Linked DNA regions of Homo sapiens: regions 2 and 3 are each linked to region 1. A link is a contact called in ENCODE Hi-C or POLR2A ChIA-PET data. All regions are on one chromosome and are shown on one strand. Each heading gives the region's core, a stretch centred on a gene start or an enhancer-like site at or near the end of the contact. The rest is flanking DNA. Distances are from core to core; before and after follow the strand shown.

Region 1 (3,260 bases), core at 199-2,698:
AGAACACCAGGTGGTGGGCTCTGGAATCTGGGGCTTAGTCAGTGAGTCCGGAGACAGCAACCTCGAGTGCAGAGCGGGGGCGAAGATGCTGCCCAGGTCCACGAACGTGTGTGCTTGTGAGATCTGTCCGCCCACGTGCGTGTGAACCGTGGGTCTGCGTGGATTGTGTGCGCCTGAGGATTGTGGGTGGGTGTGTACTTGCGCGAGTGTATGTGTGTGGACTGTTTTCCAGTGGTCTGTAGATATGTGTGTGCGCATGGATGGGTGTGAGTGTGCGCGTGGACTGTGGGTGTGCGCGGGCTTCTGAGTTTCTAGGGCGGCCGCGAGGCGCTGTCCGCGGTGCTGACCCGGGGAGTGGGCTGACGGAGACCTGCGCGCAGTCTCGCAGTGAGTGGGGGACAGCGGGAAGCTGGCGCCGGCCGTGGAGCAGAGGCCGAGAAGAGAAGCCCCCAAGGAGGCGCCTTCCCAGCCCTGCTGCCGGCCTCCCCAGGGAGTTGGGAAAAGTTCTCCCGGCGGTGGGGTTGGCTCCCGGGACTTGGCGCCCCTTGCGCTGGGAATCTTTCCCGACCCTCAGCGCCGCCACTGCCCGGCTGCCCACTCCACCTCCACCCTCGTTCGCGTTCTCGGCAGAGCCTGGGGACCCTCGCGCGCGCGGATCCATCGCTGGCCCGGCCCGCCCCAAGCCCCCACGCGCCCTCCCCGGCCGGACCTGCAGCCAGGTTAATCGGGGAAATGTCCCTCCGAGAGCACGAGTACGCTAGGTAGGGAGTGGGTGGAGGGGGTCATTAGCCTTACTCTGTCCCCTCCCTCCGCTCTAGCATGGGCGAGAGCCCGATCCAAGGGCGGCTTCAGACTGACGCTCAACTTTTATGGACCCAGATATCCCTCAGAGGGGACAAGCAGGGGCCAGAGGTCGGAAGCCTTGCCGTTCCTGGACATCCAACATCCAACTCCCCTTGGCCGACCAAGAATGCTGCAGTCCCGCGGGGAGATGGTGCGGAGCTGGGGCCCGGTCGTAGAGGGCAAGCTTGGGTTCTGTCCACCCCTGACCGTCTTTCCCGGGGGGCTCCGAGGCCCGCATCCCGGGCTGGCTGGAGAGCGAGAGAACTTCGCGCGCGGCGCCAAGCAGGTCGGGGTGCGGACGGCGCGGAGGACTTCCCCCTCCTCCTAGCAATGCATCCCCCAGCCCCGAGACCAAGCCCGGATGGCGCCCCGCGGCCGTGCACTCACCTCGGCCGGCCGAACGGGGCTAGGCTGAGCCGCCGGCGCGGGAGAGAGTGCGCAGAGGGTCGGGGGGCGGCGGCCACCACGCTGCGCAGACTCGTCTCCTCGCGGAAGTCGCAGGGGGAAGCTTCTCGGAGCCGCAGGAGGCTGGGGCTCCCCCTCCGCTCCAGGGCAAGCAGACCGCGGGAAGCTGCGCGCGAATCCCAGTCCTCAGCTCGCAACCCGAGCACTCCGCTCCGCCGCCGCCTTTTATTCGCCGCCCGCCTTTGTTTGGGTCCGGGCTCCTACCACGGGTCGCGGGGGTGTCCGAGCCAGGCTCCGGAGCCGCGCTGCCGCCCAATCCCTGGCGCCTCTCGGGCTCCGCGCCGCCGCGCCTTGAATCAGTGGCCGGCGAGACCCTGCGCCACGCCGCGCGCTGCGGTCTCTGGGACCCGCTGTCTGGCGCTGTCTTCGCCGCCGCTCCCCCTGCCGATCCGCGCGGTGGTTCAGCCCGGCCCTGGCGCCCGCGGGCGGGGGAAGCGCAAGGCGCAGCGACCCCTGGGGGTCGGTCCCCGCCCCTGCAGACGGTCCGGGCCAGGCACCACCCCCCAGCCCCGCCTCCGAGTTTCCTGATACCCAAGTCTCTCCCGGGCCCGCGCTCCCGCTCCTCTCCAGCCAGCCCGCCCAGCCTTGGCAGGTCACCAGCCTCCTGGACACTCGCGGGCATCCCCGGGCGCCCTCCGGAGGGAGCTGCCAAGCCCAGGCTCCTGGCGCCGTCCCTTCCTCGTTTGTTCTTCATTTACCCCTCTGGCACCAGAACCCGGAGCCATACCAGCCCCTGGGACCGGGCATCCCTCCAGCTCTAGCACATGACCTGCCTGACACCCCTAGCCAAAGGGCCACAAGGAGAAAGAGCCTGGGGGAGGGGGGCAGGCCAGTACCCTGGCCCATTTCTCTCCATCAGGGCTCAGAGAGCATTGGCATTGGTGTTGCCCAGGGAGAGTGAAGTGGGACCCCTCAAAAGGGGGCCAGCTGCCAGCCCCCAGCTGCAGGGTGGAGGGATGTCAGTGACGGAAGCCAGAAAGGAGGGAGGCCATTGCCATGCTGTGTGAGGGTGAGCCATGAGCTTGTCATTTGTCCTGGGTGTGTGCCGACCAAGGACCTGGGAAGATAGGGCAATGGTGAGACACAATCCTTGCCTTCAGGAGGTTTCCGGCTTATGGGAGAGAGAAGAATATGGGAGAGTTATGAATGAAATATAACAAACCCGGCCAGCCAACACACTGATGCTGAACCCACAGCAGCCCCTCCCCATCCCCAGCCCTTATTTTTAAAAGAGGAAAACTGGGTGAGACGCACCTCTAAATGTCAGGGTGCTGAGTGGATCTCCTGTGCTGTTCACCTGCTGCTCCTGCTCTGTCTCTCTGCTGTACAGTCCCTGGCTGGAAGCTGTACCCACTGACTGGCTGTCAACTAGACGCATTGGTATTTATGACTCTGGGTGCCCTGAGAGCTTATCTATGCAGAAGCAAATGGCCTGAGCCAGTGTCCCTGCCCTGGCACTCACTCCCCATGTGCTCAAGGTCTCAAGAGAGCCATTGCCAGGTTGGCCAAGTCTGTCAGAAGACTCCCAATGGCTCCATCTGGCCTTAAAGACATTAGAGTTGGGGGCAGTTCCTGGGGTGAAGGGTGCCACTGTGAGCTGTAAGGGGAGAAAGAGACAGGAGATCTCTCCCGAGAAGTAGAGGGTGTGAAAATTGCTGTCCCAGGACCAGAGGCCAAATCTGATATGAGTACAGAGGACCAGACTTGGCACCACCCTGCAAACTTCTAGTCCCATTTGCCATATCCTAGAGGGAGGGCAGAGAATGAGGAGCCATGTGAGAGGGTGGGAGGAGGGAGAACAAGGAAAAGATTTGTTTTTAAGGGAGCAATAGAGAGACACAAAGTGTGTTCCCAAGCCCAGCTGAGAGCAAAGGGTTTTCTTGGCTGGGAGAATGGCTTGATTATTTTCCGTTTGTTTTAAGGCTGCTTCTAGGAGCCTCCTCAAAGTTCTC
Region 2 (3,260 bases), core at 225-2,724, 200 kb after region 1:
CTCTGTCTTTTGAAAAAAAAAAAAAAAAAAAGTGATGTAAGCAAGGTTGAGCAGAGATCTCTGTCCCCACCCCAAAACCAAGAGCAACCCACTCTGGGGAGGAAAAAGATCTGGTTATCTGACACAAGAAAACAGTAGAGCCCTTGGGGAGAAAGCTGTTTCCTAGCATTTGATACATGGCCCAAGGCTTCATGTGCTCTACCTGATTCAGAGACGTGGCCCATCTGGGAATTTCCTTTTAGGCATTCCTCCTCTCCCAACCCCATTTTCTGAATGAGCTTACACAGTGAAATACTGGGCCGGTTCTCCACACGGCAGCCAGAATGAATCTGTTAAGACTTAAGTCAAAAAGTTGGCAAGACGCAGAGCAACTGGAACACTTGCTGGGGGGAGTGTAAAGAAGTACAACCACTTCAGAAAACAGTTTGGCAGTTTCTCATAAAATTAAACATCATCTGCCCTGTGACCCAGCAATTCTACTCCTGGGCATTTACCCAAGAAAAATGAAAACAAATATCCACAAAAAGACTTGAACATGAATGTTCAGACGTAATAGCCAAAATATGGAAGCAATCCAAATGTCCCTGAAAAGGAGAATGGATAAAAAGAAGTTGTGGTATGTTACAATGGAATGCTAGTCAGCAAAAAAAGGAACTACTGATACACGCAATAAAACAATGAATCTCAAAAACATCACGCTGAGCAAAAGAAGCCAGACGAGAGCTCAGACTGAAATAAATACACATACATACATACATACATAGTTCATAGTGAAAGGTTCCATTTATATGACAGGCAAAACTAATCTCTGTGAGAGGAATCAGAACAGTGGTTCTTTTCCTGTCTCTGGATGGGGGCAGGGAGTGTGGGATTGACAGGCAAGAAGCACTGGGAAGCTTTTGGGGGTGATGGAAGTGTTCTGGATGATGACGGGGTGTGGGTTATGCAACTGTATACATTTATCAAAATTCATCAAGCTGCAACACTAAAAACCTGTGCATTTCACTGTGTGTCAATTATATGTCAATAAAAGACAATGTTTAAAAAATCTTAAACCAGATTATGTCACTACTCTGCTCAGTATATTTCAATGCCTTCCCATTTGTTCACTGGATATTTACTAAGTAATATTACATGCCAGGCAGTGCTCTGGGTGCTAGGGGTTCAGCTAATACCAGAGACAGAAATCCCTGACTGCAGGGAGGGAGCTCGCAGTCGAAGGGGGAAGATAATTAACCAATTAAGTACTTTATATGGCACATTAGAAGGTAACATGTGCTATGAGGAAAACTAATGCAGAGAAGAGCAGCAGGGGAAGTATCAGGTGGGGGCACGGAGTGGGTGTGTAATTTTAAGCAAGGTAGAAAGCAAGGCCTCACTGAGCAGCTGACATTTGGGCAAATAGGTGAAGGAAGTGAGAAAGTGAACCACATGGTTAGAAGCAGGAAAAGCATTTCAAACAGAGGAAGCTGCATCTACAAAGGACCTGAGGGAGGGGCAGGAGGGGTTGTGCATGCTCCTGGACTAGAAAGGGCAGTGTGGCTGGCCCAGGATGAGCAGGAAGAAAGGAGGAGGGTGGGTCAGAGAACTGGGGGGAGGGCAAAAGGTGGGCAAAGAATGTAGGGCCCTAGGGAGTCACTGTAAAGACCCTGGCCTTTACTCTGAGCAAGATGGGAGCCACTGAAGAGTTCTAAGCAGGACTGACAGGGCTGCCCTATATTTTAACAGAATTACTCTGGTGGCTGAGTGGGAACAGCCTGAATGGGACCAGAACAGAGGTAAAGAGACCAGTTGGGAGCCTGCCGCAAAAATCCAGGGACAGATGATCACAGTGGTGGCTGGACACGGTAAGAAGTGGTCAGATCCTACATGCATTTTGAAAGGAGAGTCAACAGAATTTGCTGATGAACTGGATGTGAGACGTGGGAGTCAAGGACGATGCCCACAGCTTTTGGCCTGAAGAACTAGGATGAAGCTGCCATTGAGCAAAATGGGGAAAAAGCTGTGGGCGAAGCAGGTTTCCTTGGGGAGAAGATCAGAATTTGGTCTCAGACATGTTAAGCTTGAGATGTTTATGAGACAGTTCTAGGAGAAGTTGCTGAGCAAGAAGTTGGATATGAGTCTGGAGTTTAAGAGTCACTAGCTTAACAGATGGCATCTGAAGCCATGAGCTACATCACCAAGGGAGTACATGGAGATAGAGAAAAGAGGCCCAAGGACTGAGCCCTGGAGGTTGGGGAGTAGGACTGGTTAAGATCGCCATGACAGAGACCCTGCCTAACTCACCAACTGTGTCTCATGCCCCCTCTGGCTCACACAGACCTTTCAGTAGATCCTAGCCAATGTCACACTCTCTCTCACCCACCACATTTGCACTTAGTGGTCCTTCAGCCCTGGAGGACTCAGCATCACAATCAGACTCCAATTCCACCCCGTGGCCAGCTCCTTATCCTTCCGTCTTCAAGTCCTAGTTTGAACGTCACTTTCACAAAGACAGCCTCTTCCCTTCACCACCACCTTGTACTTTCTATTACACCACCTCATTGATTTCCTTCACTGAACTTTTTATAATTAGCTGCCAGGCCACCACAGCCTTTTGATTTTCCTCTTACTCCTCTGGATGCTTGCTCACATCCCCTTTACCTGTGCCTTTTCTTCCCCCACCTCTAATGTGGGAGTGTCCCAGGGCTCAGACCAGGACTGACTTTTCTACCAACACTCCCTCCCCCTTGATGACCTCACCCAGTCCTACAACTTTATCTATAGACCAATGACTCCCAGATATGTAATCTCTAGCCCAGGCTTCTCTGAACTTGAACTACCCATTTGACATCTTTGTTAGGAGATTTAATAGACATTAAGATGTCCAAAGTTGGCCAGGCGCAGTGGCTCATGCCTGTAATCCCAGCACTTTGGTAGGCCAAGGTGGGTGGATCACCTGAGGTCAGGAGTTTGAGACCAGTCTGGACAACATGGTGAAACACCGTCTCTGCTAAAAATACAAAATTAGCCAGGCATGGTGGCAGACGCCTGTAATCCCAGCTACTTGGGAGGCTGAGAATCACTTGAACCCGGGAGGCAGAGGCTGCAGTGAGCCGAGATCATGCCACTGCACTCCAGCCTGGGAGACGGAGTGAGACTCTGTCTCAAAACAAACAAAAAACAAAACAAAAAACCACGAAGTCAATTGCTTGCTTTTCCCCCAAAACTTGTTCTATCCCCAGCCTTGCCCTTCTCACATGATGACATCACTCCAGATG
Region 3 (3,260 bases), core at 348-2,847, 140 kb after region 1:
AGATACTCTATATGCACTATATATTCACTACATATTCATATGCTACATAGGCACTATATGTCCACTACATGTACACCACATATATGATAGATGTGTAATGTAATTCACACGTGTAATGTAGTGCACGTGTGTATATGTTTCGTGTACATATGTTTCATGTACACTATGTGCACTATGTACCATATATGCACACTATATGTGCACCACATATGTACTATATATGCGCTGTATATTCACTACACGTACACTACATATGCACGATATATACACTACAGCACGTGCACTATATATACGCTACGTATACACCATATATGCACTAGATGTCCACTGTAAATGCACTATATGTGCACTGTATACACTGCATATACAGTATGCGCTACATATATACTATAGGCACATTGTATTCCCACCGCACCGCAATGAGACAGGCATCATTATTATCTAGTTAGAGGCATGACCCAGGAAAACCCCACCAACCCTACCTGCACCACCCCTCAGGCCCCTGCCACAGGCTTCCTTGGGGCCTGCTGTTTTGTTGTTGGGTTTTTGCTTTGTTTTGTTTTGTTTTGAGATATGGTATCACTCTGCTGCCTCGGCTGAAGTACAGTGGCATGATCATAGCTCACTATGGCCTTGAACTCCTGGGCTCAAGTGATCCTCCCACCTCAGCCTCCCGAGTAGCTGGGGCTATAGGCACCTGGCTACTTTTTGTAGAAACGGGGTGTTTCACCAAGTTTCCCAGGCTGGTCTCAAACTCCTGGCCTTAAGTGATCCTCCTTGGCCTCCTGAAGCGCTAGGATTACAGGCGTGAGCCATTGCGCCTGGCCAGGGGCCCACTCTGGTGCTGGCTAGGACAGCTCTAGCCATGCCTGCTTTGCTGGGGAAGGGCAGGAACCGGATAATTTCTTCTTTCCCACCCAGGCCCTGCGCTTCAATCTTTGAGTTTCTTGCTTTGTTCGGGAGATTTCCTTTCATTTTGAATAAACAATCACTTAACGGCCTGTGGCTGCACCTCCTCCTGCTTCAATGGGAGGTGATCACAGTGTCCAACCTGACAGACTGTTCCAGACCCAGCTTCCCTGCCTGTGCCCCTCAACCAGACTCTGGCACCAAGAAATGACCACACAGGGTCTCCCAGTTTGATATGGGGTAACTTGAGCCCCAGGAACTCAGGCAGGAGCCACCCAGACCTATAGCCTAATCACAGCTCCACCAGGGTTTAGCTCTGTGACCTTAGGCAAGTGGCTTGACAACTCTGAACCTCCATTTCCTCTGCTGAGCACAGAAATAGTGACAGGTCCCACCTTGTGAGGCCATGAAGATCCTGCTTAGCCCAGTGCTTGATACGGGGTTATTGCTTAGGAAATGGTGGGGTAGGGTTATGGGAGCCGGGGTGAATGAGCCCCGAGAAGAAACCTCAACCCACAGGAGAGCTACAAATGATGCCTGAGGCCACACAGGGACACCCCGAGACATACCCCACCCCTCCACAACCCAGCAGAGGGAGGTGACAGAGAGGTGGCTAGAAGGAGATGGGGAACTGAGACTTCTCACAAGTACATGTGGGAGTCCCCGGCACCACCAAGTGCCACCACCCCAAGAAGTGAGATACACGGAGTGTGATGTTTCTCTGGCACAAGCCGTCCTCACAGCCCAGGAGGTGTGGCCCAGTTAGGAACTTGCTAATGACCTTCTCTGTCAGCTCAGGACTGAATGAGCAGGCTCCAGGCCTCCAGGCTAATGCCAAGCCCGACCCTGAGTTCTTAGGGGCCACACTGGAGAGTGGGAGGTCACGGCACATGCGGGTCCTGTCTGGGTTTTAGGGACAGGGCCGGGCTGTGTTCAGAGCTGTGAGTATGAGGGGACTGGGGCTTCTGGAGAGCGCCTGAAGAATTTACAAAGACCCTTGGTCATGGAAGTATAACGTGTCCGGGGCCAGAGGACTCAGGACAGAGGATCAGGGCCCAAAGAAGGGATAGGGCTAGGCGGCAGTGAGGCCTAGTGAGAGGCAGGGCTGGGTGAGAAGATAGAGACCAAGCTGGGGCTGTGGCCCGGTGAGGCGGGGAGGGGGCTGGTGGGGGATGGAGGCTTGGAGAGGGGCTCCAGATAGACAGTGGAGACAGGAACCAGGATGGCCACAGACCTGGGCCACTAGGGGCCCTGCTGGGGCATCTTGGTTGGGGGGAGCACGCCAGAGCCTGGGGGGACAGTGGGACCTGCCCGCAGCATCCTCACCGGGCAGCCATCAGGAGCTACTGTGCTGGGGACAGAGGTGTCTCGGGGGGTGTGGCATGTTGCTTCCCCTGAAAATGAGAGTGACTGGGCTCTTTTCTCGCTGGGAGAGAAAGCGGCTCCGCTCTCCTTCTGTCCACAGTTCTGCCAGCTCCTCAATGCCCCCTGCCTGCCCCAGGACAAGGGCAAAGCCAGGTATCTGGTGGGACCAGATTGGGCCTTCCTGCCCACGCCCCGGTCTGCCACCAAGCAGCCTACACCATCTCTGTTCTCTCTCTGCTTCTCCTCCTCCTCCTCCCTCCCATACTCACCTTCACTCCTGTTTCCCAATAACCACCCTCGGAGAAAGGAGTCAGAGGAGTTTGGACAAAGTTCATCCTCCCCAGCCCCAGGGTGCAGACACTTCCCTCTCAGCCACGGCCTCTGTTTGGGGCTGGCCCAGACAAGGGGAGGGGTAAGGGGGACATCCCTCTGGCTGCCTGTAGGGTCCACCCAGCCGGGGAAGAAGCCTCCACGCACGGAGGAGTTGTCCACAGGGAGGGCTGCAGAGCAGACAGAGACCCATTTACAAACCAGGCCAAATTTTTTTTTTTTTTTTTTTTTTTGAGACAGAGTTTCACTCTGTCGCCCAGGCTAGAATGCAGTGGCGCGATCTCGGCTCACTGCAAGCTCCGCCTCCAGGGTTCACACCGTTCTCCTGCCTCAGCCTCCCAAGTAGCTGGGACTACAGACGCCCGCCACCATGCCCGGCTAATTTTTTGTATTTTTTTTTTAGTAGAGGCGGGGTTTCACCGTGTTCACCAGGATGGTCTCGATCTCCTGACCTGGTGATCCGCCCGCCTCGGCCTCCCAAAGTGCTGGGATTACAGGCGTGAGCCACCGTGCCTGGCCTAATTTTCTTTAAAAGTGGCATTCTTGTCTTCTAGAAAATACGATGCCATTTTCCTGGCTTGGTGAGGGGTGAGGGGCATTATCCCATCTCCGCTGCCTCTGCCTCCCTCCCCTTCCCCTCCTGGCAGTGCTACTGC

Evidence for each region. Hi-C counts contacts between places; a loop is a spot of excess contacts on that map. ChIA-PET counts read pairs that join two places held with the same protein, here RNA polymerase II (POLR2A). Pooled maps may share reads with other maps.
Region 2: a map of posterior cingulate gyrus shows a loop between it and region 1 (2.2-fold over the local background). The contact joins the enhancer-like site here to the promoter of DISP3 in region 1. A Hi-C loop is called at or near these places in 1 of 168 maps with a recorded cell type or tissue (posterior cingulate gyrus), 1 of 37 single-sample maps with no recorded cell type and 5 of 50 pooled maps. POLR2A ChIA-PET finds 5 or more read pairs at or near these places in 4 of 52 experiments (CD8-positive, alpha-beta T cell, H1, K562 and 1 more).
Region 3: a loop to region 1 is called in a map of natural killer cell, with 4 times the contacts of the local background. The contact joins the enhancer-like site here to the promoter of DISP3 in region 1. A Hi-C loop is called at or near these places in 3 of 168 maps with a recorded cell type or tissue (Panc1, heart right ventricle and natural killer cell), 6 of 37 single-sample maps with no recorded cell type and 9 of 50 pooled maps. POLR2A ChIA-PET finds 5 or more read pairs at or near these places in 4 of 52 experiments (H1, HEK293T, SK-N-SH and 1 more).

The regions. Positions count from the first base shown.
Region 1 is chr1:11,477,343-11,480,602 of GRCh38, reverse strand. DISP3 (dispatched RND transporter family member 3) reads right to left here and starts at 1,448. Exons shown (of 21, transcript NM_020780.2): 1 at 1,231-1,448. RefSeq lists an enhancer at 296-897 and a silencer at 1,542-1,861.
Region 2 is chr1:11,279,330-11,282,589 of GRCh38, reverse strand. All of the region lies in intron 1 of UBIAD1 (UbiA prenyltransferase domain containing 1), which reads right to left. Among named protein-coding and RNA genes, the nearest start is that of UBIAD1, 7.8 kb to the right of the region's middle. Within about 2 kb of position 1,474, at least 9 of the 41 ENCODE cell types and tissues checked have a DNase peak (open chromatin) inside an H3K27ac peak, as active enhancers do; they include CD8-positive, alpha-beta T cell, where a contact is called at or near this core.
Region 3 is chr1:11,333,893-11,337,152 of GRCh38, reverse strand. No RefSeq gene overlaps it. Among named protein-coding and RNA genes, the nearest start is that of UBIAD1, 62 kb to the right of the region's middle. RefSeq lists an enhancer at 2,811-3,260. Within about 2 kb of position 1,597, at least 4 of the 41 ENCODE cell types and tissues checked have a DNase peak (open chromatin) inside an H3K27ac peak, as active enhancers do; they include natural killer cell, where a contact is called at or near this core.